Linked DNA regions of Homo sapiens: region 1 is linked to region 2. A link is an interaction called in ENCODE POLR2A ChIA-PET data of the cell type or tissue named here. Cell type or tissue: OCI-LY7. All regions are shown on one strand. Links, peaks and the distances in the headings refer to the core of each region. The heading gives the core; the rest is flanking DNA.

What was found. Peaks named below come from ENCODE experiments on the same cell type or tissue, not always from the same donor. Only the 100,000 strongest peaks of a DNase experiment are listed, where the experiment ranks them.
Region 1: POLR2A ChIA-PET joins it to region 2 with 5 read pairs; 2 of 35 experiments call an interaction of 5 or more read pairs at or near these places.

What each region holds. Positions count from the first base shown.
Region 1 is chr15:87,754,683-87,770,928 of GRCh38, reverse strand. No RefSeq gene overlaps it. Among named protein-coding and RNA genes, the nearest start is that of MIR11181, 180 kb to the left of the region's middle. In OCI-LY7, for the core only: no CTCF peak of the experiment used is centred there; a DNase peak (open chromatin) is centred at 8,668; H3K4me3 peaks cover 511 bases.
Region 2 is chr15:87,702,559-87,718,804 of GRCh38, reverse strand. LOC102724465 (a long non-coding RNA gene) reads left to right here and starts at 14,950. Exons shown (of 13, transcript NR_187944.1): 1 at 14,950-15,032. In OCI-LY7, for the core only: no CTCF peak of the experiment used is centred there; no DNase peak of the experiment used is centred there.

The DNA.
Region 1 (16,246 bases), core at 4,978-12,977, 50 kb before region 2:
GTGTAGATTTGAGATCTTTCTAGCTTTCTGATGTGGGCATTTAGTACTATACATTTCCCTCTTAACACTGCTTTAGCTGTGTCCCAGCGACTCATTGTCTCTTCTTATTTTTTCGAAGAACTTCTTGATGTCTGCCTTAATTTCATTATTTACCCAGGAGTCATGCATGAGCAGGTTTTTCAATGTCCATGTGGTTGTGTGGTTTTGAGTGAGTTTCTTTTTTTTTTTTTTTCTTTTTTTTTTTTTTTGTTGAGAAGGAGTCTCGCTCTATCATCCAGGCTGGATGGAGTGCAGTGGCGCTATTTCGGCTCACTGCAAGCTCCGCCTCCTGGGTTCATGTCATTCTCCTGCCACCATGCCTGGCTAATTTTTTGTACTTTTAGTTGAGACAGGGTTTCACCGTGTTAGCCAAGATGGTCTCGATCTCCTGACCTCATGATCCACCCGCCTTGGCATCCCAAAGTGCTGGGATTACAGATGTGAGCCACCGTGCCCGGCCCTTGAGTGAGTTTCTTTATCCTGAGTTCTAATTTGATTGTACCATGGTCTGAGACACTGTTTGTTGTGATTTCATTCTTTCGCATTTGCTCTGGAGTATTTTACTTCCAATAATGTGGTCGATTTTAGAATACGTGCCATGTGGCACTCAGAAGAATATATATTCAGTTGATTTGTGGTGGAGAGTTCTGTAGATGTCTCTTAAGTCCACTTGATCCAGAGCTGAGTTCAAGTCTTTAATATCCTTGTTAATTTTCTGTCTTGTCGATCTGTCTAATATTGACAGTGGGGTGTTAAAGTCTCTGACTATTATCATGTGGGAGCCTAAGTCTCTTTGTAGGTCTCTAAGAACTTGTTTTATGAATCTAGGTGCTCTTGTACTGGGTGCGTATATATTTAAGATAATTAGCTCTTCTTGTTGAATTGATCCCTTTACCATTATGTAATGCCCTTCTTTGTCTTTTCTGATCTTTGTGGGTTTAAAGTCTGCTTTGTCAAAGAGTAGGATTGCAACCCCTACTTTTTTTTTGCTTTCCATTTGCTTGGTGAATACTCCTCCATCCCTTTATTTTGAGCCTATGTGTGTCTTTGCACATGAGATGGGTCTTCTGAACACAGCACACCAATGGGTCTTGACTCTTTATCCAATTTGCCGTTCCGTGACCTTTAATTGGAGCATTTAGCCCATTTACATTTAAGGTTAATATTGTTATGTATAAATTTGATCCTGTCATCATGATGCTAGCTGGTTATTTTGCACACTAGTTGATGCAGTTTCTTCATAGTGTCATTGGTCTTTATATTTTGGTGTGTTTTTGCAGTGGCTGGTACCAGTTTTTCTTTTCTATATTTAGTGCTTCCTTCAGGAGCTCTTGTAAGGCAGGCCTGGTGAGGTGAAATCCCTCAGCATTTGCTTTTCTGGAAAGGATCTTATTCCTCCTTTGCTTATGAGGCTTACTTTGGCTGGATATGAAATTCTGGGTTGAAAATTATTTTCTTTAGAAATGTTGAATACTGGCCCCCACTCTCTTCTGGCTTGTAGGGTTTCTGCTGAGAGGTCTGCTGTTAGTCTGATGGGCTTCCCTTTGTAGGTGACCTGGCCTTTCTCTCTGGCTGCCATTAACATTTTTTCCTTCATTTTGACCTTCAAGAATCTGAAGATTATATGTCTTGGGGTTGATCTTCTTGTGGAGTATCTTAGTGGTGTTCTCTGTATTTCCTGAATTTGAATGTCGGCCTGTCTTGCTAGGTTGGGGAAGTTCTCCTGGATAATATCCTGAAGAGTGTGTTCCAACTAGGTTCCATTCTCTCTATCTCTTTCATGTACTCTAGTCAATCGTAGGTTCAGTCTTTTTACAGAGTCCCATATTTCTCGGAGGTTTTATTAATTTCTTTTCATTCTTTTTTCTCTAATCTTGCCTGCATACTTTATTTCAGCAAAATGGTCTTCAAACTCTGATATCCTTTCTTTTGCTTGGTCAGTTCGGCTACTGATACTTGTGTATGCTTCGCAAAGTTCTTGTGTTGTGTTTTTCAGCTCCATCAGGTCATTTATGTTCCTCTCTAAACTGGTTATTCTAGTTAGCAGCTCCTATGACCTTTTATCAAGGTTCTTAGCTTCTTTGCATTGGGTTAAAACAAGCTCCTTTAGCTCACTGGAGTTTGTTATTACCCATCTTCTGAAACCTACTTCTGTCAATTTGTTAATTTCATCCTCCATCCAGTTCTGTGCCCATGCTGGAGAGGTGTTGCAATCATTTGGAGGAGAAGAGATATTCTGGCCTTTCGGGTTTTCAGCACTTTTTTTGTTGATTCTTTCTCATCTTCCTGAGTTTGTCTAGTAGTGATCTTTGAGGCTGCTGACACTTGGATAGGGTTTTTGTGGGGTTTTTTTTTGTTGTTGTTGATGCTATTATTGCTTTCTGTTTGTTTATTTTTCTTGCAAGGGTCAAGCCTCTCTTCTGTAGGGATGCTGTGATTTGCTGGTGGTTCACTTCAGGCCCTATTCATCTGGTTTGCTCCCACGCCTGGAGATGTCAGTTAAGGAGGCTGGAGAACAGCACAGATGGGTGCCTGCTTCTTCCTCTGGGATCTCTGACCTTGAGGGGCACTGACCTGATGCCTGTAGGAATGCTCCTGTATAGGGTGTCTGACAAACCCTGTTGGAGGGTCTCACCCAGTTGGGTGGCACAAGGAGCAGGACCCGTTTTAACGAAGCACTTTGACTGTCCTTGGTGGAGGGGGTGTGCTTTGCTGGGGGGAAACCCACTCATCTGAGCTGCCTGGATTCCCCAGAACGCCTCCCTTGGCTGTGTGTGTGTGTGGGGCTCCCCTGCCCCGTGTGTCTCTCAGGTGGGTTGCCGCACCACACTGCTCTTCCTTTCCCTCCGTGAGTCACGATAGCCACCTAGTCAGTTCTGATGACAGAACCTGGATACCTCATTTGCCAGTGCAGGATTGGCATGCTGTTATGGTTCTCTTCAATGGCAGCCTCCCATCACCACTGCTTCTAGTCAGCCATCCTGGCCCTGCACAATCGAATATCCTTTTTTAAAGACAATATATTTTGCCTTCCACTCCACTCCCCCTACCTTACAGAAGTGGCGCTTCTCATCCTATTGACTAAGAAAATACCTAATGACACGCAGCTATTCTGAAATTTGTAATGCTTCTGAAATATTTGGCATTTTATTAATCACAGCATCTACAGAGATTGAAAGGAAAAGTTTAAAAAATGTATCTGTGGGCTGCATGATGGATTCCATCTGCATTCAGAGCTTGGTGTCCATGTGGATTCCTCCATTGTGGGAAATCTTTCCTATAGACAGCTTTATGGAATCAAAGACTGGAAGGAAATCAAAGCACCCTTCCATCCAGCTCCATTATTTTATATAGCACAGAGGTCAAAGGAGGGAAAGCAACTTTTCCAAAATCACACAGCCAGACAGAATTAGAGGGAAGACCAGAACCCATGATCCCCATGGTCTTGCTGCTGCCTGAAGCTAACTCTCTCTGGTAGCTCTGGGTTAGTGGAAATTCTTTCCTGTCAGCCAGTGGCAGTGGCCTGTGGGGAGTGAATTAAGAAATGAAGCTTGGCAGGTGACTCCAGTCTTGGAGCTACAGTGACTGTATAATTTATCATCCAAAGTGGGACACATTTGAGAGTGAAAGGGAGCACTATTAATAATGATTCCAGGGCAGTAGGTGAAACTAGGACTCTTCTGGGCAAGCTGGGGCATATGGCCACTCTGCTAGAAGCCTATGTAGGCCTACAAAGGGCCTATTTCAGAGCTCTTTAAAAGCCATCTCTCTATAGGGATATCTTACTTGGAGGAAGTCAGGCGAAGTGTCTACCCTTGCTTCTTGCCAGTTTCATGCCTTGAGAGCACAGCAAAAAGCCTCAAATTGTGCAAACTCATTGGGAATGACATGTCTCTTACTGTAAACTGCCAAGAGGTTTTTAGCCTCCAGTTTCTCACCCCTAATCTACCTTGAAGGTGCAGAAAGGCTCAGAAAGAGCTGATACTCATGATGAGAAGGAACTAAGGAAGAGGGTGGCCTGTGCTGCTTATTAGATCTTAGCAGGTGACCCCACGCAGGGGAATGCCTGTAGGCCTGGAGAGGGGTCTTTCCCAGTGGGAAGAGAGTGCCCTTTTCTGGTCCTAAGCTCAGAAGGATCATCAGTTTTTATAGACATCACAGGGTTGTGAGCCTAGTGTCCTGCAGAGTTCTTGGGACTGGGTGCCCTTCTAGGTAACCTTAAGTAAGCACTTCTTTTCTCCTTAGTTTTCTAATGTATGAAATTGGAGGTTGGTCTAATTTACTGCTGCTGTGGGTTAGTCAGAGTGTGATAGTCTGTGCTGCAGTAACGAATACCCTCCACATCTGAGTGATTTCACGTAACAAGGATTTATTTCTCACTCATGCTACACATTTAACATAGATGGGCAGGGTGGGCACTGCTCTTATAGCTACTCAGGGTCCCAGGCTCCATTTGATGATGCATGATTCACGAAGCTATAGCAGGGAATAGGAAAGTGGGAATTGAGTGCTGGCAACTAAATACTTGCACCTAAAGTAACATGTACCATTCACATTTTATTGGTCAAAAGCAGCCACATGGTCACACCTAAACCTCAAGAAGGTAAAAAAGAGCAGCCTTACTGTGTGTCCAAAAGTTGGACAATCAGAATAAATATTTATAAATGCTCCCATGATTAACCCACCCTTAAATTGTCTTAATTTTTAGTGTTACAGTGGAAAGATCATTTTCTTTTTACTCCCTAAATAAAATCTAATTGAGATGCATACAATATTAAATAGGTAGAAGTGAAGTTAATTTGGTTGCAATGAGAGTTGATAACCTAGAGCTTCACCCTTTAGTGACAGCTTGATTTTGTCTTTTTTAGGAAGATAATACGATAACATTGGAGATGATAGTTTGGGGAGGGAAGTACAAGGGAGAAAGGAGACCAGCTGAGTGACTTTTTAGAGTTCGTTAGACCAAGAAGAATAAAAATGAGGGCTGGAGTAGAAGATGGGATAGGAAGGTATATCAGTTTTCTGTAGCTGCATAACAGTTACCCCAGAATTAGTTGCTTTAAGCAACATGTTTAGTATCTCAGTTTCTGTGGGTCAGGAATCTGGGCATGGCTTAGCTGGGTCCTCTGATTTGAGGTTTCTCCCCAGCTGTAGTTAAGGTGATGACCAGGGCTCCTGTTATCTGGAAGTTCAACTGGGTCAGGATCCTTTTGCAAAGACTCTCAGGGGTTGTTGGCAGGACTCAGTTTCTTACTGGCTGTTAGCTGGAAGTCACTCTGTCCTTTACCAGGTAGCTCTCTCCATCAGAACAAACAGAGCCAGAAAGAGAATCGGAGCAAGATGGAAGTCTCAGAATTTTGTAACCTGATAACAGAAGTGGCATCCCATTGTGTTTGCCGTGGTCTATTGCTTGGAAATCTCGAGGTCCAGCCCATGCTCAGGACCTTACACAAGGGGACTGCACTAGGGTGCAGACACCAGAGGGGAGACCACTGGGAGCTATATCAGAAGTCACCTACTACAGGAGCATCTGGAAGAAGTGGAGAAACCTGAGCTGACATGAACAAGACTGAGGATTATGGGGATAAAGAAGGAGTAGACAGTGCTTCCAGAGCTTTAGTTTGGGCAAGGATGATTGCTGATGCCATTATTTGAAATGAGCATGGCAAAGTGAGGAGACAGGGGAAGTGAGTTAAGCCTTGAGACATTAAATGTCAAACTGAGCATGAATCATTCTGGGCCCCTGGCTACTCAGAAGCCCAGTAGAAAGGAACTCTTGACTTCCAACTGGGCACCCACAGTCATACTGCTCTATTCTCTCTTACTCCTCTCTGTGCCTTAGAGTTTGCACTGACTAAAGGAATTCAGAGTGAGGTTGCCAGCAAGCAGAGGTGATTAAAGTGGGTTTAACATTCCAGTCATTTCCATGGAAATTACTAGGCTCTGACTCTTGTGCCAGGTCCCTGCGTCTGCTGCTAGAGCTGAGGAGTCAAAGCCCAAACTTTCATGAGGCTTTAAGGAGACCATGAAAAAGACACAGGGCTGTACACAGTCAAGCCTGCCCAGCTCAGCTCTTTTTGAGAAACATGGCAAGTGACTTATTTAACATTATTTTTTTCCATGTGTGTAAACATCCTAAAAGGTTGACCTAAATGAGTTCTTAGCAAGATCTGATAGCCCAGGACAATGAAATAATCCGTTTTAATAGGATTACAGGCTGCGCTAAGGGAGACTGGCAGCTTTTAGCCTCTGCCTTGTAATATGTGCTTAAAGAAAGCACGGGAGAGAGGAGACAGAAGACAGGTTTCCTGTGTTGTTTTGCACTCCCTTAACTGCTGATATCTCTAGCTCACAGTATCTTTGGCTGCTCAAACTGAGGACATCTGGGATCCTCTTCCAGCATTGTCTCCAGCTAGTTCTGAGTCTTTCCGCCTCTCCAGACTTTCGTGAAAGGATACAGTGAACTGAACAATCCCTCAAGGATAGTAGAGTAAAGGCCTGGTTTCTTCAGGTCATCCTTCCCCCAAGGTCTCCTCCTATCTCCATTATTTCAGGTTCTTGATTGCATGAGTCAGTGGGGAATAGACTACAGACTTGACCCAGGGAGTCTCCAAGAGAGATTCTGCGTGCTGGAGCCCGGGCTGTTCCTGGGTCTCGTGACACCGGTCATGATGTTCACGATACAGAGTCTCTGTAGTACTCACTGTGGAAAGTGCTGCCATGTGGGAAAGGGGTTGTATAAAGTATTTTCCTAGTGCAAAGCAGCCCTGTGAGTAGCAGGCCTTCCCTCCTTTACTTATGTTTGGAGAGGGAATGCTGGCTGACACGCAGGAGGACCTGATCTGAATTTTAAATGGAATTCCTTCTCTAACGACGACACGTTCTGTGAATGGCAAGGCCAATCAAGAAGAAAAAAATTAAATTCCATCCTCACAAAGGCAGGTGAGACCCGTGTCAGATCAGTAGCAAACTGTTAATTAAGAATATATTCTGCAAAAGGACCCATGCTCAGTGCACCAGAATGCCTGAAGTCAGCGCTTTAAAGGCAATAAAGCTAATTCAAAAATGTATTCATTGAGTCATAATGAGTGAATGAAAACAATATTTTGTCAAAGTTTCATCAATTAAAGAAGCACAAAGAGGCTATCTTATTAATCACCAGTTTGAATGTTCTGAATATCAGCTTGGTTTAAAAAAAAATTATTTTTTTAGCCTCAATCAAGCTCCTTGCATGTCTAGCAGAAGCCAATCTGCTTATTTGAAGATATGATTTTTTTTTCTGCGTATGGACCATATATATATATACTTCTTATTCATTATTACCTGGTCCACACTTTGGATTTCTCTTGCCTTGTCTTGAGAGTGGACCACACTCTGCTTTGCCCACCATGGCCCAAGATCAAAGGTGGATATTTCTTAAGATAAATGAGTGAGGTTATAAATGGAATCTGAAGCCAGAGAATAGCAGAGTAGGAGGAGCAAAGTCAGTCAATTCATCAACTCTCTTTATTAAGCACTTGTTTTGTGCACAGCACCATGGGGATATAGGATATAGAAGGTGCATGAACCAGAGTGCCTGCCTCCAATTGGCTTTTATTTATTTTTTTCCCTGAGACGAAGTCTCGCTCTGTTGTCCAGGCTGGAGTGCAGTGGCGCGATCTTGGCTCACTTCAAACTCTGCCTCCCAGGTTCAAGCAACTCTCCCTGACTCAGCCTCCCAAGTAGCTTTTAAGAAAGATAATGTTAGGGAGTAGAAGGACAACCTCAGAGGGCAGGGATCATGCCTATCTTGTTTGTGGTTTATATGTCCAGTGGCTTGATTAATGCAGGATGTTTAAAAAAAAAGGTGTTATTTGAATGGCTGAATGTGGAAAATAATGAGGACAAATGGTGTTCAGGAAAAAGAGAAGGTTTGGGATCACGGAGCATGCAGAGAAAGAGCATATGCCAAGAGCACATCTGTCCCTAGGTCTGGTGTCTTGTCTTCGTCCCTGCTTTTCTCTGCCTACCAAAGCCATCTGGTACTTTAAAGCTCCTTTAGCTTTTTCTCTAAGTTATCTCCCTTGATCTTGAAGCCAAAAGAGATCTCCCACTCCTTAGGTTGCAATAACATTTTATTTTAATTAGTAATAAGGCATTTATAAGACATCATATATTTCACTGGAGGCTAGTAGGAAGAAATGAGCCAGACTTTTTTTTTGAAAAATATTTAATTTTGGATATAATCCCAGGATAGAAGTACTATCATTATCTCTTTTTTACAGCAGTGGATACAGGCACAGGAAGGTTGAGGAACTTACCAAAGAGCCAGAGCTGCCATGAGGTGGTCCAGAATGATACTCAGGCCTGTTGGGCTCCATCTCCTTTCATCTTCACCAAGTCATGCTGTTTTCTTTTCTCCTCTCTTCTTTCCTCCCATCCCAGATCCTTCCCCTGCAATGCACTTGGTTGATTCACATCTTATATCACTTGAAGATTTTACCCTTGAGGAGGGTGATGGGCATAGCATGTCTTGTTCTATGTTCACTATATTGCACAAGATACTCTAGCTTGTCTTTGATAAACAGAGACAACCATATTTCCACTTCCTGTGCCTTAGCCCTGACCTAATGTCCTTCCTGTTCTATAATTCAAATGAGGCCCACAGTTACTTCCCCTTTTTGCCAAACTCCCTGGTCTCAGCTGGGAAGCCAGTTGAATAGGGGACAGCCAGGACTCGAAATTGAGGCCTGTATATGATGAACCATACTCCATTTAGTGCTTAAGGCTGATACGGTGAGCCCAGTGTTATAAGCATCTTAGAATTCAAAATTCAAACCCAAAAATATTTAGTAAACACCATAAGCAGAGATGTAGTCCTCAAAGATTAAAAGAGAGGGAGGGGACAAGGAAAATGAAAAAAAGTACTGTTACTTCCTGGAGCATGGGAGTTTGACAATCATGACTCAGAAATAAGGCTAGATCAGAAGGCTTTTCTAGGCCAATTCAGTACCGGGACCTATGTTCCCTGGGCTCCAGGCCATCCTGCCTGGGAACTGTCTGTGGGAAAACTGATATGGGTTTGCTGTGATTCCCATACCCAGTCTACCTGGCCTTCCTCATACCCAAGATGTGTAATTATGTACAGGCTCTCCACGTTTGAGAGGTGGCCTGTCTGTGATCACAGGTTAGATGGCATCACCTGGCACCAGTGGAGTTAAAATGCCAAGTCTTGGCCCCCTTGGGGCTGTGCTCAGATAATGCAGCTCTAACTGCAGAATGTGACCTTGGCTCCTTCAAGGACAAGAAAAGGTGACCCAATAATTCTGATTTGAGTGGAAATCACATTTGCTAATCCTGTCCTCACTCAGACTCAGGGGCCTCCAGCATGGCTGGCCAGTTCTTCTCGATGTCTACTCAGTTCATTTTCACTTTTGCTTTAATTTTCACCTCAGTTGCTTGGATTTCTGTTTGATTTCTCAAACCAATCTCTCTTTACCCTACAGTTGACTTGGTCTCCTGATTACAAGAGGCCTTCTGTGATCCTCTGGCCCTATTTTCTTGTTGGACATCAGCTCCTGACCCCAGACAATGGCCTCAGCCTCAGAATTTGTATTTTGGGAAGGAGTGTTCTTGACCAAAGCTAGTTGTCCTATCCTAGTCCAGCTATAACCCTTTTACTTAGAGCTTTTTTCTAATTAACCCCTCCTGGGTGCCCACATACCTTTGTGAGCTAGGCCGTACTGCCTGCTAGCCCTGCCCAAAGCCAAGTTCACTCTTGAACTTTTTTGCTTGGGTCATCAAGAAATGGACCTTCTGTGTATTTCAAATCTCTAAGACGAGTTTGCAGAGATGCTTCTGGGCTCCTTTTCAGTGATGATTTATGCATGGTGAGTAGAAAAGCATGCTGTTTTATTCCTTTTAAAACTTAGTAATGACTTGGGGGAGAACAGTACATCTATATCTGTATCTTTTCCTTTCTCTGTACCTGTGTCCCTTTCTCTATCTAAATCTGTATATCTACATCTATATTTGAATATATAGAGATACAATCATGTGAATTTAGTAGTCCAGTAGAGCTTTGCCATGCCATTGTCCATTATGTATGTTTGACCTAGTAGATTTTGACACTTATTTGCAATGCAAAGATGCCAAGTTGCATCATGCCTGTCAAGAAATATATATGTAAATATAGGCCAATCCCTTAAAGGGAAATAAAAATATATGGTGTTTGTCTTTGTGCTAAGGAGATGCTCATATTCAAATCATGGCGGAATAATACCCACTAGGAAAATGAGACTCTTACTAAATGACCTAGGGTGAGTCCCTCAAACTCTCAGAGCCTCATTTTATCAACAGAAAAAAAGGATTTAGACCAGGTGATCTCTGAGGGTAGGCCAACTCCTAGGATACAGAAGTTTTTGATATTTGACTGTCATTATTTAATGATAGCTTTTACTCAAAATCTGGTCTTAAAGAATCTTTTTATAAAATTACAATGGCATGCAGAAGAACAGAATACTCCTGAGTCTGGGTTGTATCTCAGTCAAGGTATAGTTAGGAAACCAATGCTGGGTAGCTCGGCAGGGATAGTTTAATACAAGGTACCCATTACAAAATGTTGGAAGCAAAATGAAGCCAAACGGGACAGACAAGAAACTCAGAGATTAGCAGTAGCGGATAGTCAGTATCATCCTTGGGTTGTAAAGATAAAGAAGGAGATAGTTTTGTCAAAGCACAAAATCCCAAATCTAGGACTCCTAGGGGGAGATCGGACAAGGAAGGGAGGGACAGACTAGTGACAGCTAGGACCATCGCTACTTCCAGGAGTGTCACTCGGAGCAGAAAGAGAGAGAGCACAGGGCAGAAATAGCTTGCCTTGTTTTTGCCCTTCTTTCTCCAAATGATCTCAGAAACTAAAGGCAGCCAGAGGGCAAGCGAGTCTGGGATCCACTGTTTGCAGCAGTCACCCCGCTGCAATACGAAGCAGGCAAGGGACGGGATAGGGAAGGATCTGAGGGCAAGCAAGCAGCTGGCTGGCGCATGCAGGCTGGGAAATACTCTCTCTAGCCTTTATGAGTCCCATCCTAGCACGGCTTTCCAATGACCTGGCTGCCTGAAAAGGGGACTCAGATGTGGAAAGATGTTTCTTAGACCTTTTCACCCACTATCACCTAACATTTGGATTAATGTGGTAAGCAGCTTCCAGGTTCTCAGTTGTAACAAATGTGTGAGACTTCCAATTAATAACTATAGTTCCTGAGCACCTGCTATATGCCAAGCAGTTTATATGCAATAGCCCCTTCTATCTTTTGGCAACCCTACTTGGAAGATACAAATACCTGTATTTTAAAGATGAAGAAAATAAGGTAAGTAAGATGGAGCTATGTGCCCAAGGGTCACAGCTGGATTTGTAGGGAGTGGATACAACTCAACTCAGGGAGTTTTGACTTTAAAGCTCTTTCTCAAATAGAAGCAAGGCTAAGTCAGTTAGAGCTCAGCATTCTATAAGGAATGGCATTTTGATTTCTGGAAGCAACCACTTCAAAATGCCAGGAAGCAGCAGCAACAGCAAACACTAGGGGAGGGAGTAACCACCGGGCCTCAAACCTTCCGAGAAGCGTCCGCCTAGAAAGCAGCACCCCTCCCTGCCATCCCCTCCCATTCAGGGGGCTTCCGGCTTCTTATTCTTCCTGGCAGCTTGTTGGGATCATGCACTTCTTGGCCCCTATAACCAGATTTCCTTATTTACAGAATCACACTTGGCTGGTAAATGTGCTTGGGGAAAATAAGATAATACAAATGCTATTTGGAAGAAATTTCTGAGTAAGGCCATTAGAGCCAAGAGTAAAAATAAGGTGGGGAGATAAGTGGATTGTTTTTCCCCCTCTGAAGAGAAGGAAGGCTGGTGACAATGACAGCGAAGAGCTGGAACGCAAGCGGCAGAAGGTGAAGGCAGGGAAGGACAGGATGGGAATGGAAAAATGCTGACTGATACAAAACAAGCAGACAAGCAGCTGATCGTCTGGGAAGTAAATACAAGGAGCAAGAGGGCAGCTGTCTGGAATCCAGACAACCCAGGGTACATTGCCCATGTACCCTTCACACTAAAAGAGAACATTGTTGGGACGAGGACTTAGGGGTTATATACTAGCATGGACATGGAACAAGCATCCAGGAATACTCATGGGTACCAGGAATTTGAAGAGGATTCACCACTTAGTGCTATGGTTTGAATGTGTCCCTCAAAGTTTGTGTGTTGGAAACTTAATCCCCAATGCCACAGCATTAGAACTTGGGGCCTAAGAAGAGGTGGTTAGCTCATGAGAGCTCTGCCCTTAGGTACAGATTCATGTTGTTGTCTCAGGAATGGGTTAGTCATCAGGAGAATGGGCTTGTTATGAAAATGAGTTTGGCCACATCTCTCTCTTGCTCTCTCACTATCTCTTGCCCTTCCATTCTCCACCATGGGTTGACACAGCATGAAGGCCCTTGCCAGATGTGGACATCTTGATATTGGACTTCCCCAGCATCCAGAACTAAGAAATTCTTTCCTTCCTTCCTTCCTTCCTTCCTTCCTTCCTTCCTTCCTTCCTTCCTTCCTCTCTCTTTCTCTTTCTTTCTTTCTTTCTTTCTTTCTTTCTTTCTTTCTTTCTTTCTTTCTTTCTCTTTCTTTCTTTCTTTCTGTCTGTCTCTTTCTCTCCCTCCCTCCCTCCTTCCCTCCTTCCCTCCTTTCCTTCTCCCCTCCTGTCCTCCTTTCCTCCTTTCCTCCTTTCTTCCTTTCTTCCTTCCTTCCTTCCTTCCTCCCTCCCTTCCTTCATCTTTTAAGACAGGGTCTCACTCTGTTGCCCAGGCTGGAGTACAACGGCATGATCACAGCTCACTGCAGCCTCGACCTCCTAGGCTGTTGTCATCCTCCTGCCTCAGCATTCCAGGTAACTGGGATTGCAGGTGAACATCACCACATCTGGCTATTTTGTATTTCTTTTAATAGAAATGAGGTTTTGCAATGTTGCCCAGGCTAGTCTTGAACTTCTGAGCTCAAGTGATCCACCTACCTTGGCATCCCAACGTGCTGGGATTACAAATATGAACCACCATACCCAGCCAATTTATTTTCTGTATAAATTACTCTGTCTGTAGTATTCTCATATAGCAACACAAAATGAATGAAGACAAGTAGGATCCCCATAAACAGGTGACCCATCTTCCTGAGCCTCAGATTCTTGTTTTAATTGATTAAAGATGTTAATAATATTTTCTTATAGCATATGGCAGAGGTGAAGTTTAAGTGAGCTAACTGATATGATAGTGCTTTACTGATTGGTAAAAACCGTGCAAAGATTATTTCTGGTATGTCTACCCCATGCCCTAAAATTGCTTCTCTTAATGGTATTCAGTGTGGGAGGTGGTGACATACTGTCCCATGCTGGTCAGAATGGATAGAACTTAGGGAGTTCTGACTTTCAAGCTCTTTCTCAAACAGAGGCAAGGCCAAGTCAGGCAGAGCTCACTATTCTATAAAGAATGGTGTTTTGATTCCCGGAAGCAACAGCTTTGAAACTGTTGCTTTCACCTCTTTCACAAGAGATATGGTCAAGTGAGAGGATGTGTGGAGGGCGGTCCCCGGTGCAGTATAAGGACTAGCAGCAACTGCGGGCAAAGGGACCACGGGCATGAAGGGCCTCGTGTGGTAGATGTAGGTCAGGGTGGAGAGATTGGTGGGATTAATTCGTCTGTGAAGCTACACAGGGCAAAATTAGGATCAATGTTTAGATATTTCAGAAAGGCATATTTCAGGCATGTTTCAGCATGAAAGGAAGACTTATTAATAATTTCAGTTAGCCAAACATTAGATGGGCTACTTTGTGAAATAGTGAGTTCTCTGCCATCAGAGGTGTTCAAACTGAGGCTGAATATTTTGGAAGAGATACTTTATACTACTGGGTTGTACTAGATGGTCTGGGAGACCTCTCGTAGGCCAAATTTACTGCAAATTTATTTTTTTAGCTCTACTCAAATGTGACTCACTTCTCAGTAAGGATACACCTTCATGGTAAGAAATGATCCAGGCAAGGAAGGCACAGGGATCCCAAAGAGGGACCAATTCTCTCTCTAAGAGCTTTCACAAGGGGCAAAGCTAACGATGGCGGCATCCCTGGCTGCTGGGAGAAATGCTGGTAGCTTCTCCAGCTCTGCGAGACAACACTTCCCCGCAACAGATGACTTTTATCACAGGTCATCCTGTCAAATATCCTGGAGAATAAAGGAATACTCATGGGTACTGAGGAAGCATGCAGGAATTTGAACAGGATTCAGCACTTAGTGCTATGGTTTGAATGTGTCCCTCAAAGTTTATGTGTTGGAAACTTAATCCCCAATGCCACAGCATTGGAACATGGGGCCTAAGAAGAGGTCCCATGATAGATTCCAATTTTGCAAGTGGGATAATCAGGAGTCAGAAAATGGTCACTTACTACAACTTGCAGAGTGGGGCTGGCTAGGATCTGAAGATCTCAGTTATTACAAACCTCTCATTGTATAGATGGGAACACTGAGACCCAGGAAAACAGAACGATTTGCCTCAATTCACATTATGAGTGGTGGCAGGGTCAGTGCTGAATCATTCTTTGGTCCTGTGTCACATGATATCTCCCAGTTCGTTATTAAGGAGTTGGAAGAAGGGGCTGATATGCTCTCATTGAGACAGTCAGATCAGAGAGACTGTGGACCTTCTTTTCTGACCTGTTGTCCCATTCTGAACCTTCGGGAAAAGTGTTTCAAGTAAATGGAAAATTTCTGGAGCCCAGCAGAATTTGAGGTCTGGTAGAGAAGAAGATACAGATGACCAGCTAACCATCTGCTCTGCTTTTCTTCACCCTGCAAAGGGATAGAAAACTACAATATGGCTGGACGCAGTGGCCATATTGTAGCTTGTAATCCCAGCATTTTGGGAGGCCGAGGCATGCAGATCACTTGAGGTCAGGAGTTTGAGACCAGCCTGACCAATATGGTGAAACTCTGTCTCTACTAAAGATACAAAAATTAGCCGGGCGTGGTGGTAGGCACTTTGTAGTCTTAGCTACTTGGGAGGCTGAGGCAGGAGAATCACTTGAACCCAGGAAGCGGAGGTTGCAGTGAACCGAGATCATGCCACTGCACTCCAGCCTGGGCGACACATGGAGACTCCATCTCAAAAATAAATAAATAAATAAATAAAAGAAAAAAGAAAGAAAGAAAGGGAAAAGTTACAATACATGCTCTCTGGCCATGAGTGATCACTGAAGCAACAAATGGTAGTGGATTCAGCAGCAGCAACAGCAGCAGGTTTGGGTTATCTGTCATGCTACACAGCCTTATCACTGTAATTATATCAAGAACAAGTTTTCTATTTGAAAAAGGAGCTGGCGTACAAGAGGCACCTCCCACCGAAACAACAGGTGCATTGGCGGCACCTGTCACTGCTGCTGCTGCAGGTGCCTGGCGTCTTGGCACAGGCTGGCTTTGCTGGACCTCAGCTGGACAGAATGGGCAAGGAGGTCTCCACCCTGCAGGCCCTGGGACTTAGGTGATGAGTCAGGCTTTCTTTAGTCATTTTCCAGAATTGTCACTTTCCTGCCTGACTGGAAGGAGAGAGAGACAAAAATAGAGACAGAGAAAGGCAGGAAAGTTTGAGGAAGGGGTAACATACATGTTCCAGAGGAACTGGCAAGATGAGAAAGCCCAGAAACTCTCAGGACAAGACAGTATTTAGATATTGAGACTGTGATATGAAGGAGAGAAGAAGATATTATTCCTGACATATTTTATATTTATATATATTATCATTTCCCCCCCCCGCCCCCCCGAATGAGTAAACAACAGCGGCAAGATGAACAAGATGAACTAGGTCCTGAATGAGTGGTTGATCTGGCTCGTGGCATTTCCAGGAAAATATACAGGGAAGCACAGGGAGGTGGGAGCGGAATGAGAGACCCCAGCATGCTAGCTCTGGATGTGCCCACGAGAGGCCATGCACAGAGGGAAGGTGGAAGGGGACAGGGTGGAGAGAATGCTGAAAGCCAATTGTCTGTTTCTTTGAAAACACTGAAGTGCAGCTAAAAAGAGCCAGCCTTGGATTATGAGTTAGCAGACCTGGGATTGAATCTGGCCTCTATCACTAACTCACTGAGCACTTAGTCCAGAGCTAAAATTCTTTGAGTCCTGGTTTTTCCATCTACACAGCAAC
Region 2 (16,246 bases), core at 2,939-10,938:
GGCTGGTCTCGAACTCTTGACCTCAGGTGATCTTTCCGCCTCGGCCTCTGAAAGTACTGGGGTATAGGTGTGAGCCACCATGCCGGGCCTAATCATCTATTCTTTACTTCCACTTCATAGTGCGTATGTTGAACAGAGACTGGTACAGCTGTTAACATGCCAACAGACCACTTCATTCAATTCACTGGCTTGTTGGTGATTCACTTTGTAGACCTGAACTGACCAATATGGTAGCCCCTTGAAATGTGGCTTCTCTGAATTGAGATGTACTATAAGTTTAAAATGTACACTGTGTTTCAAAGCCTTAATATGTAAAAAGAATGTAAAATATTTCATTAATAATTTTTATATTGATTATACATTGAAAGATAATACTTTGGATATAGTGTATTAAATTAAATACATTATTAAAATTGGCACCTGTTTCTTTTTACCTTTATAATGTGGCTACTGGAAAATTTTAAATTACATATGTGGCTTACACTTGGGGTTACAGTATCTTTGTATTAGATAGACTTAAATTTCAATTGATGGTAGTGTTCAGTTCCCTTTAATAAAATAACTGCTATTTTTTACTGGTAACTTAACATGATGCACCTACCATGGGCATGCCCCTATTTTAGCTACTTGTACATTATTGTGGCAGCCCTACAATCTAGGAATTACCAGCCTCATTTCATGAATGAAGAACTTGGACTATGAGAGGACTTGTTACCTGATGGACTTATTTTGTTCAAGTCAACATTTACTGAGCGCCCACTGTACGCTCTACGGTGTTCCAGGCACTTGGGGTCCCAGGTCTGAAGAGTTACCAGTCATGACAGATCTGATAGAAACCTAAGTTCCCCAGGTTCCCCTCCCTCTAAATTACTCTTTCCCTGACACTATGTGACTCTTTTTGAAGTTTCTCAGTGTCAGGATTACGGGATTTTCAGTCACTTTCATTATTTCATCTTTTGCCTTTCTTTTTCATGGGGATCAATTATGAGGACAAGGAAATTGAATAGAATTGGAACTAGAGTCTCGGGTTTGGCTTATTGGAGTGTTCTCAGTGGTCTGCAGGTGTAATAAGCCAAAGTGTCCAGTTCTTGACTTTATATTCATATATATAAGTACCAGGATGATTCAGGAAGGTCCAGGACTTGATTAACTCTATCGTCTTGGGGAAGCAGATTGCATCTGGAAGGTCTGGGCAGAAGAACGAGGAGGCATAAAAGTTTGCAGATACTGTGCAAAGGAAGCAGAGCCAATGGCAGAAACTGAACTGGACTGAACAGTGGGGAAATGTTTATATGGGCTCTGATTACTAGGCTGGGGCTTGCAATCAGAGGCCTGGCAGCATGTGAAGGCAGTTGAGCATACAGGAAGGAAAGCTGAAATTGCGAAAAGGATCAGACAGAGAATAACATCTAGAAAGAGAGATCAGAAATGATGCCTCTGATTCTGGAAAAGACAAATATGTCCATCTGTAACGTGACCTGAATGTGGGCTTTGGATCTCAAGCAAAAGCTTCCCCGGTGATAGGACCTGTCTTGGTATAGGAGATCAAAAATAATAGTAGTTATTCTGTCCTCAGCATAGGGGTGGAACGTTATATTTTTAGTTATAAAGATATTTGTGTTCTGTTACCAATTTAATTCTCATAAAATTCTAAGAGGCAGGTATTAGGTTGGTGCAAGAGTTATTGCGGTTTTTGCCATTACTTTTCATGGCAAAAGCTGCAATTATTTTGCACCAACCTAATACAACCTTTATTATTTTTTCCATATTGCAGATGAGGAAACTGAGGCACAAACTGCTTAGGTAACTTTTTAACACACAATTGGAGAGACAGAAGCTGGGATTCATATCTTAACCATGTATTAGCTATCTATTACTGCATAATAAATTACCAGAAACTCAGAAATGTAAAACAATATACATTTATTATCTCATAGCCTTATGGGTTGGGATTCACAGATCCTTTGCTCATGGTCCCACAGAGGTTGTCATCGAGGTGTTGGCTGGACCACATTCTCATCTGGAGGCTTGACTGAGGAGGAATCCAAATTCATTCAGGTTGTTGATAGAATTAATCTCCTTGTAGCTGTATGACAGTGTTCCCCACTTTCTTACTGGCTATCAGTCAGTTCCCACTCTCAGCTCCCAGAGACCACCCTCAGGTCATTTCCATGTGGCCCCCTCTATCGTCCATCTCAAAGCATGGCAGCTTCTTCAAGACCGGCAGGAGAATATCTCCCTCCCCTCTGCTACAAGGGAGTCTTATATAATGTAATGTAGCCATGGGAGTGATTATCCCATCACCTTTACCATCTTCTCTTGTCTAAAAGCAAGTCACAAATTCCACTTGTCCTCAAGAAAACAGGATAATACAAGGGTGTCACTAATTGAGGATCATCTTAGAATTCTACCTACCAGAGTGTGTTCCATTCACAGAAATGAGAGATGAGAGCTAAGTGTGCTGCTTCACCGAACGAGGCTGAGCTTGTTCTGTTCTGCCTGCTCCATCACTTCTTCCTCCTGTAAAGAAGATCCTTGGGCCCAGAACCAGCTCTTCCCAGTCCCTGAGCCTATGAACCCGAAGCCTGACAACACCTTCTCTCAGGGGCCCACTTTACCAGTAGGTTGAGCCTGGAATCTTCTTGCCTTCCTAAGCCTGGAAACTTATGCCTCAGATGACTATGTCTTAGATTCCATAGATTCATCTGTTCATTCCTCTTCATGTACCATTGCCAGACTCTGTGCTGGGGAAATAAAAAGCCCTCTCCCTTGGTCGACCAGACTCTATCTTCTAGTTATTAGATTCAATCCTGTTTCAATTCAGAAGATACCTGGACTTTTAGGACTAGCATCCAGAGATGCCAGAACTCTGCACATGCCCATCATAATGGATTTCTTAAAGGTCAGTGCAGCCTACATTGCATTTTTGACTATTGTCTAAAGTCTTCAGAAGATGCCCATAGCTGGGTAGGCTCATGCCCAGCTTGTCTGCCTCTCTTTCTCCCCTACCTCTCTCTCCTCCATCCTGCCTCCAGGATGCCTTCCAACATGAACTAGGAGAACTATGAGAGCCCCCACTGTACTTGCAGCTAGAGGCTGCTGCAGCAAGTTGGTTTCACTTATATCTAATGAATAGCTTTAAATAAAATCATGGCTGTATTTTGTTAATGATATTTCTGAATCTTGAAAAGACAAACATGTCCATCTGTAACACTACCTGAATACTTTTACCTTTTGGGGGTTAATGAGATCACAGGGCTATAAATAAAGCAATAGTCCATAGCAGAAGTCTCTGACCAAAAGTTGATAGGGATTATGTGTTCCTGTCAGGTCCCTGGTCGGGGAGCAGGAACAAAGCCTCTGCCTGAAGGCCCAGTCTCCCTGGAAGCATCTGGCTGCAGAACAGGTGTCAAACAAGAAGGCTCCAAATAGGGCAGGAAGCATATTGCCTCTTTCCTTGGCTTGGTGGTAAAAATTTGGTCAGTGCTTCTGTTAGTCAAAAGAAATGTGTTTTGTTTACTGACTACCCAGCTAATATAGGAGTTAATAAGTATTCAATATATTCATATGCAGAAATAAATGAATAGATGAACAGGTGAATGGATGAGTTATATTACTTATCAATCATTTGTGTATTTATCATTTTAAAACATATTGGTCAGGTGAGTTTCTTTTCCCCACTCACCACTCCCCAGTTTTGGCAGGTGCTGAAAGCCTAGATTCGTTCTTTCCCATTGGATCTATTGTTTCCTTTGCTTTTGCATAAATGAACTGATCATCTAATCTTAATTCCATCTAGAAGTGGACCATCTAATTAAGCACTTCTGCTCTTCTAGATCCTAGACCTCCCTATCTTGACCCATTCTGTCCCTTATAACCCATGCTTTGCTGTGATAATCTTTAAGAGTCCTTCTTTAAACCAGGAACCTGAGATGAGAACCATTGAAATACACAACCAACAGGTGGTTTTATATTAATATACCATGGTTTCTTGATTCTTGCATTACCTGCATTGTTGTTTTACAAATAGATATTTAAGAAAGTTGATGTGGTGGAGTAGCGGTCCATTACACATTTCTGAGAGTTCTATGACTTTTCCATGATGATTTAAAAATTTTTTTATTTTATATGTATGCCAATTATATAATCTTACAGGCATTTTCTAAAGCCTTAATATGACCATTATTTAAGAAAATACTGCCACCATTTCAGTGACCACATTTATAGTTTATGATCACATCAAAGCCAACTAGTACTATTCTAATTATCTGAGCAAAGGAGGAAAGAATAGAGGTAGACTAAAGCATCAAATATGTTTTCTAAGTGATGTCACTTCATCCTGCACCAGGGATAGCTCTGCAGTAGTTTGCAAAGGAAAAAAAGTAATGAAAAAATTGAATCATCACAGATCCCACATTAGTATTAGCATGCTAAATTCAAAATAATTTATTCCAGCAGTCAGTATCATATTCACATTGTGAGCTGAAATTTAGTTTTAGCAAAAGAACCATATCCATCACATTAAATTAATGTTGTTAATTTAAATGTTATTGGTTTTGTTTGTATTTGATTTGTGACTTTGTTTTGATTTTATAGCTGTATAAGAATTATAAGCATAAAGAATATATACTTAGTTTTATGTCTCTACATATTTTAGCATGTCAGGAATAAAAGAATAAAATGTAAATATTCACTGTCTTTTCCTACCAAATACTTCCTAATAGCACCCAAACTTCCAATTTCCCTGAAGTTGTCTCCAAGTCTTTCCATTCCTGGAGAACAATGGAGCTGTCCTTAGTTAGGGGGATCCCTCCTCTGGACCACTGGATAGATCCAAATTTTGCACAAGGACTTCACTCTGTAGATGATAGGGTTTATAGATTACCTAGGGTGGAGTAAACTCTCTGAGAATTTCATTGCAGGAAGGTTTATAACTCTGTTGAGGTTGAGCTTGCTGACATGAGTCATCATGGTACTAGAGGACATCATCCCTTCAAAGAAACACTAAAACAAAAACCAGAGCTGGTATCAGAGCTGAAATTAGCTCCCACTGATGATATGACCTGGGCGTGGATCAAAAGCTCAAAATCTGTCTACATGACCTTCTCAAGCAGACACCAAAGGCAGTGGTTGGAAATGGTTCCCAGGAAAGAAAGCCTTACATTCTAGGTTCCTACTCTAATGAGAAAAGACAGGATAGCCTGTACAGCTCTGCTCTGTATAGATTCTAGTCTCTAGGGCCAAATGACTCATCACTCCTGTACATTAACCATGGGAAGCATGGTGGTGCTGAAACTTAAAGCCATCATTTCTGTCACTGGCTATAGCACATGCACAGAAGGACAGTAGAGTGCAGGCTTCTGAGTTTGCATCCTTTGTGGATATCACACCTCAGAAGTTTCAGTGCTTTTAGTTGAGCCTTGGAAGGAAGAATCGTGGATAGGAAGGAGGATGGCCAGGTAATTAATGTCAGACCAGTGCCCAGAATGTTCCCTCTCCTCTTCATGACAGATCTATCTAGGAATGATTTCAGCCCCCAAAGTCTTGGAATTAACTGCTTTCTCTCATTTCACATGAGGGACCTGAGCCTGGTCTAGACTTTCAGAAGTCTTGAGTATTAAGACTCCCCATGATGGGGACTCCTCCATTCGTTTCTCCTACCGGGTTCTGAGACTCATATTTGGCTGCCTGTTGAGCATAGGGAATCCTTAGAATGAAAAAGGTCTATGTGCTTTCACCATCACTCCTGGCCTCTATGCACTAGATGCCAGTAGCAACCTCCTCCTAATTGTGGCAAAAAAAATGTCTCCAGAAATTGCCAAATGTCACCTTGTGGTAGGGGAACAGAATCTCCTCTGGTTAAGAACCGTTGGTGGCAAATGAGAGATTTTTGAATGTCTACCTGCAAGAAGACTATAAAGGGTTTATTTCCATTTATCTGCTTCTCCAGAATCATTGTACTACCCCAAGCAGATCAATATTACAAATCAGTATCAATGTTACCTCACCCTAGATCTCTACTGACAGCTATAAGGAGTAATTCACCAAATCAAACTTCTAGTAAATCAGCAAGGTAATTCAGAAAACCACATTTTTATTGGTTACCTATCAACTGCATTCACTATATGATCAATTCTTCCAACTCTCCTGCAGGATAGGAGTTAGCAATGCCATTTCATAGGTGAAAAGTTTGAGGCACAGAGAAGTTAGCTTATGAGGGGGAGCTAGGATTTCATCATAAGTGAATTTTGCTCCAAAGTGCATGTAACCATTCTGTTTCTCTGAGTGCTCCAAAATATCCCTGATGAAATGCTGCAATGCACAGCCCCGGAGCAGACCAATGCAGTGGTCCTGTCACCACTAAAGCCACACAAATTGTGCCACACACAGGCTGTCAGTGAGCTGTCAGCCAAGTGCCCTGGGGGCCTGCACTACCACTGTAAGGCTGACCTTGCAGTGCGTTTTGGATTCCCATGAAATCTGAGCACCTTTTTTAAGCACTTTACTGTCTCTGGATATTGGCCAAATCTCCTTCTACTTGTCTTATTTGAATTGTGACTATGATAAAACCTCTATCTTTTAAGAAATGAGGTGGCCTGATTCAGAGCTCACGATTCTAGATGTACGTTCTGAGAAGCTGTGTCCTCAAGAATATATTTTGCCATTTCATGTCCACTAATGCATTTTTCTCCAAATCTTTGGAGGTCATATCCATTTGGTAAACTTATAGCAATTGCCTGTAAAGTTCCAAACAAAATTCTCACTGGCCTATTTTAAAAGTTCCCGAAATAATATAGTTGGAAAAAAAATAGAATTTCCTGCGATTAATTGTTAAAATTCCTATGATAATATATATTTGCATGTCATTTTCCTAGCTACTTTAGGCTGAATTCTCTTTTCACAAAATGATGACATAAAACTGAAATATGGCTGTGAGAAACCCTGGCAAGTGATTTCAGCAGTGGCCCCTTTAACATTTTGGTGGGATTTTTTAGCTCTTTTATTCTCTGTCACCCCTCTACCCCTGCCTCCAGCTAGCTTCCCAATTTTCCATGGTTTTTTTTAACAATTTGTAACTCAGATTACTCTAAGTGATTTAGTATGTTAGCCAATTTCCTTAATATTCTAGGGGCCAGGTCATCAGAATCTACTGATTTGTATACATTCGTATTTCCTAGGCCTTTTCTTATCTAGGTTTTGACAATAGCAATTTGGGTAAGGATTTCATTACTTCCTAATTGCTCCGATTTCTTTTCTTTATTTCCTCTCGTTAATGACTAATTTAGAATGAGTTCCCTATTTCAGCAGCTTTAATCCTGCCCTTCATCCTCTGTTCCTTCCTTCCTTATTACCTGAGCTGAGGTGTCTCGGAGAGCTAATTCACTCGTTCGTTTCCTTTTGGAGGCAGAGAAAGCTTGTTTCTGCCTTTTAGACTTTTATTTTTGCTAAAGAGTTTAGGACAGAAAAGCGCATTTTTAAAAACTTTCCATCCTCTCATATATTTCTCCCACAAGCTGCTTGTAGATCCTTTCCCTCTCTTGCTCCATTAGTTTAATGTTCAGCGGTCAGAGCTGATAAGAGAAAGCTAAATTCCAAACACACCACAAATCTTGTAAGGCACTTTCGGACCTAGCTTCCAAATAACCTTGTTTTCAACCCTACGGGTTTTTTTGTTTCTCTTTTGTTTTGCTGAAAGTGAGCCTTCAAGCTCTATCCTCCTCTACTTTGCAGAGCAGAATCTCAAAAATGGAGGTGGTAAAGAAATGCTTTCTTAGATTTGGGTTGATTTTTTAGTTCCAGGAACACTTAAAATCCTCTTCACTGTCTGTTCAGAGGTGGTTATTGTGTAGTAGATTAAGACATTGTCTCCATGTGGTAATCAGGTATTTCTGGAAATGTTTGCCTTCACTCTGTGTGTGTGTGTGTGTGTGTGTGTGTGTGTGTGTGTGTTTGTGTGTCTAACTGGTAACTCAAACCTATGCTACCTGTTACCCACATGTGCATGAAACTAGCAATCATTTTGGCCAATCCAAGCAGAAAGTTCCTAACATCTGGAGGTTTGAAATTGGTGAACAGAACTCCTGGATCCTCACACTGCCTTTTTTCCTTCTGGTTTTTGTCCTTGTGCTTGGCATCAGTGTAGACATCGCCTTGTGGTTACTCTCGTAAACTGAGCCTTGTGGTTCAGACGTGTTACTGAAGTTAGCCTGAAAAGAACGTCATGGGCCTCGGTGGAGAGTTGTTGGACGAACCCCAGACCATGTTATGAAACAAACCCTTGTTTCCAGGGTAGGACAGTTGCCGGATGATTTGTTTTACATGGTTGCAAATAAAAATGACAAAAGTAAAACATCCTTAATTTCTGGGAAAGTCAGTGCTACAATTTTAAGAAAGAGTTATTGAAGGAAGGGATGATGTCTCATGATGGGAGATCTATAGGAGACAGTCCAAGAGCTTTTCCAAACTGGGGCCACTTTCTCACCTCTGGGGACTGAGCTCTGTGTCTTGGGCTGATGAATAGGGGTCAATGGTTATGTTGGCAGCCAGTCGTGGAGGCCCTGGGTCCCATTTCCTCAGCCACACTGGTCCTTCCTTCTCTTTGCCAATTGAATCCTTGCCTGAGGCCCCTGTGTCTTCTTGGGCTTGATTTCTGCCTTTGAATCTCATTCAATACCCCTTGGAGCCTGATCTTTAAGATTGGGCTTCTCTGTCTGCTGCATCACCTTACCCAAGACTGCAAGGTCAAATTTTTGATCCTTGGTCTATATTTGTTCCTTTGGCCTAGGATCATTTCTGGTGGGGCCTCTTCTCATGTGAAATCTGAATTTGTTGTCCCTCAATTAAACCATTAATAACCTAGTGTTCAGGGTCTGTAACATTTATCCAGTCTTCCAGGTCAGCCTAGATCTCAGGGAGAGGCCTGCTGTATGATGGTTTGCATATCACCTCTTAATCCTGTCCCTACCACCCCACAGTTCAAAATGCAAAGATGGAATGACCCAAGTATGATGCAAATTCAGCAATAATGTCTAAAGAAAAATTATCAAGTAAGGATAATTTTGCCACACCTCCCACCTGCCCAAACCCCCACAGGAGACATTTGGCTGAGTATGGACATTTTTGTTTTTTGGGACTGGGGAGAAAATTGCTGGTGGCATCTAGTAAATAAAGACCAGAGATAGATAATAATAACCATCCCATAGTGCACCGGATGGACCCCACAACAACAAATTGTCTGTAATCTCAGTAGTGCTGAGGTTGAGAAACCCTGACCTAAAGGAAAATCAGGTGAAAGTAATAGATACACCGCTCAACAGAAAGGATTTTTTCCCCTTCAGGCTCAACTCACTTTATTTTCTATTTATTCCACTGAACATTATTAGTCCATGGTAAGTCTACAGGTGCTGATAGACTTCACTGAGATGTCCTTTAGCTCACTTTGGACTCTGTTCCCTAAGACCTTTACATTGTACCAAGGAATTTCCCTGGCACACACACATACACACATACATACATACGTACATACATACATTAACTCAGCAAACATTTTGAGAGAACCTACCTGTACTAAGAGGAAGACAAGGCTCTGGGTATACAAAAGTGATCAACACAGTCTCTGCCACCAAAGAGACTAGTGCGGGAGCCAGCAAGTAATCTAAAGATTGTTGTACAATGAGACATGGCAGAGTAGACATGCAAGAGGAGGAGCATTGTTGTCAGAGTGAAAGCCGGGAGGTACTTCCTATAAAAGGCAAAATCTGAGCCGAGTCTTAATGTATACTTAGTGGTGGCCCAGTGTAATAGGGCAAAAGACTGAAGCAGCCGTAGGAAAGCATGGGCTATGAAAGGGCAGTATTGCAATCAGCCTTCTCCAGAGAAACAGATCCCATAGGATATATACATACACATAAAGGGGATTTACTATGGAGTTGGCTCACATGCTTACAGAGGCTGAGAAGTTCCACTATAGACCACCACTGAGCTGGAGAACCAGGAAAGCCAGTGGTATCATTTAGTCTGAGTCTGAAGGCCTGAGACCCAGAGAGTTAGGAGCAGGGGTGCTTGTGGTTTGTGTAAGTCTAGAATCTGACGGTCCGAGAACCTTAAGCTCTGATGTCCCAGGGCAAGAGAAGATGGATATCCTAGTTCCACAAGAGACAGCAAATTCTCCCTTCCTCTGCTTTTTTGTTGTATTGGTGCTCTTAATGAATTACATGAGGCCCATCCATCTTGGTGATTGGTTGGTCTTCTTTACTCAGTCTACCAATACAAGTGCTCATCTCTTCCAGAAACACCCACACAAACACACTCAGGAATAATGTTTTACCAGCTGTCTGGGCACCCCTTAAGCCAGTCAAGTTGACACATAAAATTAACCACTGCAGGCAGCTATTTAATAGGACCAGCTGGCTGCCCAATGCATTCTTCGTTTCTTTCAGGGTAGAATAGCCTTTCAAGGTGAGTAAGGTGAAAAAATACTATGGAGGTAAAAATAAAGAAGGCAGGTAATTTGTCTAAGGCCACAGCGCAAATCAATGTCAGGGTTAAGATAGCGTATAGTTGTCAGATACAGCTGATTATGTGTGTATTTATTTATTCATTCATTCATTTTCTTATTCAGTAATTATTTATTGAGATACTAGGCACTATGTAAGTTCAAATCCAGCTCTAACACAAATGTTGGACAAGTTACTCAAGCTCTGTGAGCCTTAGCAGGCTTGCCTGTCAAATAGAAACAAGAGTAGTAACTATTTCTCTTGGGGGCTTTTGCAAATATCAAATGAGTGAATGCTTTTGAAGCTTTTAGCATACAATACTTAGGGCAGGCATCCAACTTTATTGTCATCATTGTCTTCATCATCATCATCATCATCATCATCATCATCATCATCATTTTTGCTATCATTATCCCCCTCTCCCAAGTGCATGTTTTCTGTACCAGGGCTTTAGCGCTGCCACCTACGCAGTGAGGCAGCTTCCGGAGGCTCCCAGGCATTCAGGCACAGAGTACTTAGTATTCCATTTGCCTCTTGTCAGCAAGTGGGTCCTGAGCAGAGCAGACTGCTCACTCAGCCTTCAATTCACGCGTCTCCTGTTTCTCTCTCTGTAAGCTGCTAAAAGGTAGGGAGGAAGCTGTTTCATTACAGCCTCATTTACACCTCTCTAGTCTCCCTGCTCCCTCCAAGGAAAGTCAAGTTGCTGTGTTCTGCACAAACAGAATCTGGCATACAATATTCTAAGCCAGGCTTTCTCAGTTAAGCCTTGTCAGATGTCGTTTCCCCTGCACTGCCCACAGGGGGATATTATCAACCCATCCCCATCCCAACCTGGTGCTCCTATGTGCTATATGGTTATATAAATGCCCTTTGGGTAGGAACCATGGAAAGGCTGCCAGGCTAGACTCTGGTAATGGCAAGGGGGCTGGCAGAGATCACTTTTGAAACTGACTCCTGTACGGCAATAAAGTGATCCTAGCCTTGTTCTCAGAGCACGCTAATCCCTATCCCTTCCTGTGCACAGGAGGATAATGAGGGCTCTAGACACATAAACAGGCTCACAGATGGCTGGATGTCACACGTTTGGCAATTCTTACTTATGGACGGCTCCATGCTGTTGTCCTCTGGCGCTTCAGCCTGTGACATGTCTGAGAACTTGCTGGAGTGTTCCCATGGGGAGGAGAATCCTTTTCCTGTCACTTCTACCAACCTCCCTACCCCTTTTCCCTGCCTGAATCCACCCACACACAGGCATACACACACACAAACAATAAAGTTGTCAAATACATTTGAGAAAATGTAAGACATTGTGCCTAATCCAATGTTGCAATTCACTGATGAGGAGATGGTGTTAGGGAATCTACGTGGAGAGTTGAAAGATGACAGGACCTCTATGACCTCTTTGGAGAGTCCCCACAGAAACAAGGCAGCAAAAGCCACCAACCTACATCTCTGACACCAGTGCCCCTCTGAGAGGTTACTGTCTATCTAGAACTGTCATTCTCAAACTCTAGCATGCATCAACCTGACCTGGAGGGCTTGTTAAAACCCAGATTGCAGGGCCTTCCCAGAAGGCTCAGAATTTCTGATTCAGTAGGTCTGCAGTCAGCCTTAGTATTTACATTTTTAACAAGTTCCCAGGTGATTCGGATGCTGCTGGTCCACAAACCACTGACCTAGAAGATGTACTCAGCCCTAGAATATGGTAAATGAAGGAAAGTATTTATGGACCCTGATCACCCATTAAATAGGAAGATACAGACAAGGTGAACAGAGCAGGAAATTCTCAGCTGCCCAGTAGCAATAGTAAATGCGCTCTCTCAGGCAGCAGTTGGAGAAACTGCTGCCTGGACGTCTTCTGGCTGGAAGATCACGGAGCACAGGCTGGGGAGTTCTGTTTCTGGCTCTACAGAGCCTGGTTGCAGCACCCCAGTGTTTCATCCATCATCTACTCAGGATGCTGTCTATGTTGGTCTTCTCTGCTACACTGGTTGCCTTCAGGAATAAGGGCCAAGTTCTAGGTAAAGTCATTCTTTCTCTCTGAATCCCCAGTGCGGATGTAGCACCTGCTCCAAAGTATATCCTCATGACCTGTCAGCTAAATACAAGAACAAGCAAGTCTTTCTAGTTTATTCTGCTGCCAGGTAGCTGGCTGACCTTTCTGAGTCCAGCAGATGGTTGTGCTTAGCAGAAAGAGGAAAAGAAATCAGAGAGCAAATACCCAGCCCCATGTCTTTGTTCATGTTGTTATCCTTAGTATATACCTTATTCTTTTTTTTTTTTTTTTTTTTTTTTTTTTTGAGACAAAGGCTCCCTCTGTCTCCCAGGCTGGAGTGCAGTGGCATGATCTCGGCTCACTGCAAGCTCTGCCTCCCAGGTTCATGCCATTCTCCTGCCTTAGCCTCCCGAGTAGCTGGGACTACAGGCGCCCGCCACCGCACCCAGCTAATTTTTTGTATTTTTAGTAGAAACAGGGTTTCATCATGTTAGCCAAGATGGTCTCGATCTCCTGACCTCGTGATCTGCCCGCCTCGGGCTCCCAAAGTGCTGGGATTACAGGCGTGAGCCACAGCGCCCAGCTTATACCTTATTCTTTTTCTTGGCTTATTGAAATGCTACCAGCTTAAACTAACAGGGCATTTGTAATGGAAACACTTAGACCAGTCTGGCTTAAGTGTAGGGTAACTATAGAGATCATGGCGGAAAGGTGTGTAGAGGCCCCATGGAGGACAGCCGTAAATGCCAGGCTGAAGAATTTGCACGTAGGTCAGCAAAGGTGAGCCGGGAAAGATGTGGGCTGCAGGAGGGACGTGTAATCACAAGTCCTATCCTCAATTTTGCTCTTTTGTTTTTCTCTAAAAGTAAAATTATCATCTGATTCTGTATAGCAAATTTTTAAAAATAAAGATTTCCTCTGGATGGACATTCTCCTACTAATGCCCATTCATCAAACCCCTGAAAAGCTAATTGTCTGGACCAAGTCGAAGAGATTCAAGGTGAGAGGGGAGGTCTTCAGGAGAAGACAGAGAACACTACTCTTGGTGTCAAGGGAAGCAGGGTGTCTGCATAAACAGCAGGCAATTTCATCAGAACAAAAAGAACACTTACAGAATACATACTAAGTGGAAAGTATCAGAGAAGAAGGGGGAAACGGGCAATGATTAAATATATGCTTTATGCCCAGCATGGATTTTAACCAAAAAACTACACAGGGAATTAGACATTAATATTGTCATTTTGCTGATAAGGGAGTAGGCTCAGAGAGGTAAACAACCTCTCAAAATTCCCAAAACAAGTGACTGGTGGAAGTAGGATTCAAATCCTGATCTGTTGGATTCCAAAGTCTATCCACATTCTTCTGCTGGTCACCACCATCACACCTGGCTCCACAAAGATGGCCAAAATCTGGCTCTCATCTTGGAGTAGCTTGTTAACTACTAGAGAAGGTAACACACACGGACACTCAAATGTTAAATTAAAATGGCCAAATTGGAGGAGAGCCCTAAAGAAGGTACAAAGGGCTGAGCAAACTCAGACCAGGCGGGGATAAGTAATTTTCACCCAGAGGATACAGGAAGATTTTAATGGAAGACATGGCATTTGAGCTGCTTTGGGGGTTGGCCCAATTTGGGTAGGTAAGAAGATTGAAGAGAGGAGTACTGGGGATTCCAGGCAGCATAAAGGTGGAAAATGCTAGTTTTGCGGGGGATCAGGTAATGCATCATGAGAGAAAAATTTGCAAAGGAGAGCCAGGCAGGAGAGGATTTTGAAGATCACACTGAAGCACGCGTACTTTTCTGCAGGCAAGGGGGAGCCAATGCGCATGTCAGCACAGGGAAATGACGTGGTCTGAGCTGGGCTGAAGAGAGAAGAATGTGAAGGAGGCCAATGTTGGAGGGCTCTGTGCCTCTGCAGTGTTCAGGAACCTCTTAACTTTGCCTGAATGCAAACAGTGGGCAGTGAATGGGGTCTGAGCTGAGAATGAGGACCATTGAAGAGGCTGCATAAATAATTATGGATTTTAATTAGGATGAGAGCCCCTTGAGTTTTTAAGTAAGATCAGATGTGAGAGACAGCAGATTATTTGCATGTGGGACATACAATTGCTATGGGAGGAAATCAGTGAAGAAGGAAGTGAGGGTCGTCCAGAGCTCAGGGTAGCCCAGTTACTTCTTTTGCAGAGTGTTCTCTGGTTCGGAGTCCTTTTCAGATGTAAATAATTTCTCAACGAACTCTGAGGTCGTAGACTGTCACCAAGTGATATGGTTTGGCTGTGTCCCCGCCAAAATCCCGACTTGAATTGTATCTCCCAGAATTCCCACGTGTTGCAGGAGGGACCCAGGGGGAGGTAATTGAATCATGGGGGCCAATCTTTCCCGTGCTATTCTCGTGATAGTGAATAAGTCTCACGAGATCTGACGGGTTTATCAGGGGTTTCCGCTTTTGCTTCTTCCTCATTTTCTCTTCCTGCGGTCAGGTGAGGAGAGTTCTTCGCCTCGCGCCAGGATTCTGAGGCCTCCCCAGCCATGTGGAACTGTAAGTCCAATTAAACATTTTTTTGTTCCCAGATTCGGGCATGTCTTTATCAGCAGTGTGAAAACAGACTAACATACCAGGCCTAGGGCTGAAGATAGCGTATTCCTGGCTCCATTACTGGCTGCCCTTCAGTTTAAGGGCAGCGATTCAGCCACAGAGGAGGTGGGGCCACACTCAGTTGAGGCTGAAGATGGGGTTCTGAGCAGCTGGACTGACCTAGCAGTGGCCTTCGTTCATTTGCTGCTGGATTTATCACCCATCTGTGATTATCTCATCACCTTGTACAGCTCACACTCAGAGCTGGCCCTGATGGGAAACATATCTTCCCCAGCACCTTGGTAGATTAAGTTTCAGGGAATGTGTGGCACATCCCTTGGCTGTGACAGGACAAATGATGGATGACCAAAAGCTCATTTTCAAAATTACAAATTTGGCTAATTTTCATGATCCTGAAGAGGAAGGGTCGGGGGGCAGGGCAGGGAGAGAGGGAGAGGAAAAGAAAGACAGTCAGAGAGAGAGAAAGCAGTTTAAGATAGACTCCCAACTGTTGGTAAGATGGCCAAGATGGGCTGGATAAAGAACAGACTTGGGAAAGAATGTGACCGGCCAGCGCAGATTTATCCTGCAGCACCAGTACCTTCCTATGGCTAATTTCTATGGGAAGCATCAGGATTCTTGATCTAATCCTAAGTTTTACAGTGTTCAAAATGCTATCAAGCACAACTGGATTCTTGAGAAATCCTTGATTTTTGCCGTATTCAAAGTGCTTTTAAATGTGACTGATGTTAATTGAGCACCTAACATAGGCCAGGAACTGTGTATCAGAATTTTAATATGCAAATCTAATGTAATCCTTAGGACAACCCTGAAGGTTGAAATTTCTTCCCAGTTGTACGGATTCTCATTTGGGAGTTTAGGAAGGCTAAGTGACTTGCTCAGGAGTTGCTAATAAAATCTGCTATTTCCAAACACCTGTCGTTTCTCCTATAAGAAGCCACTTGCCAAGCCCTCTTCCTCATCTGTTGAAGAGCTCCAGATAATGAGAGAAAAGCAGCAGGCATCAGTATTGAGTGGGGCCACCACATCACACATCTCCAGGAGGCTTCTTCATGGATTAACAATATGCAATTCTTCCACCTGTTGTGAATCTTCTTTGCCCTAGAGCAGTGGTTAGCAAAGTTTTTCTGTAAAGGGCTGAGTGTTAAATATGTTAG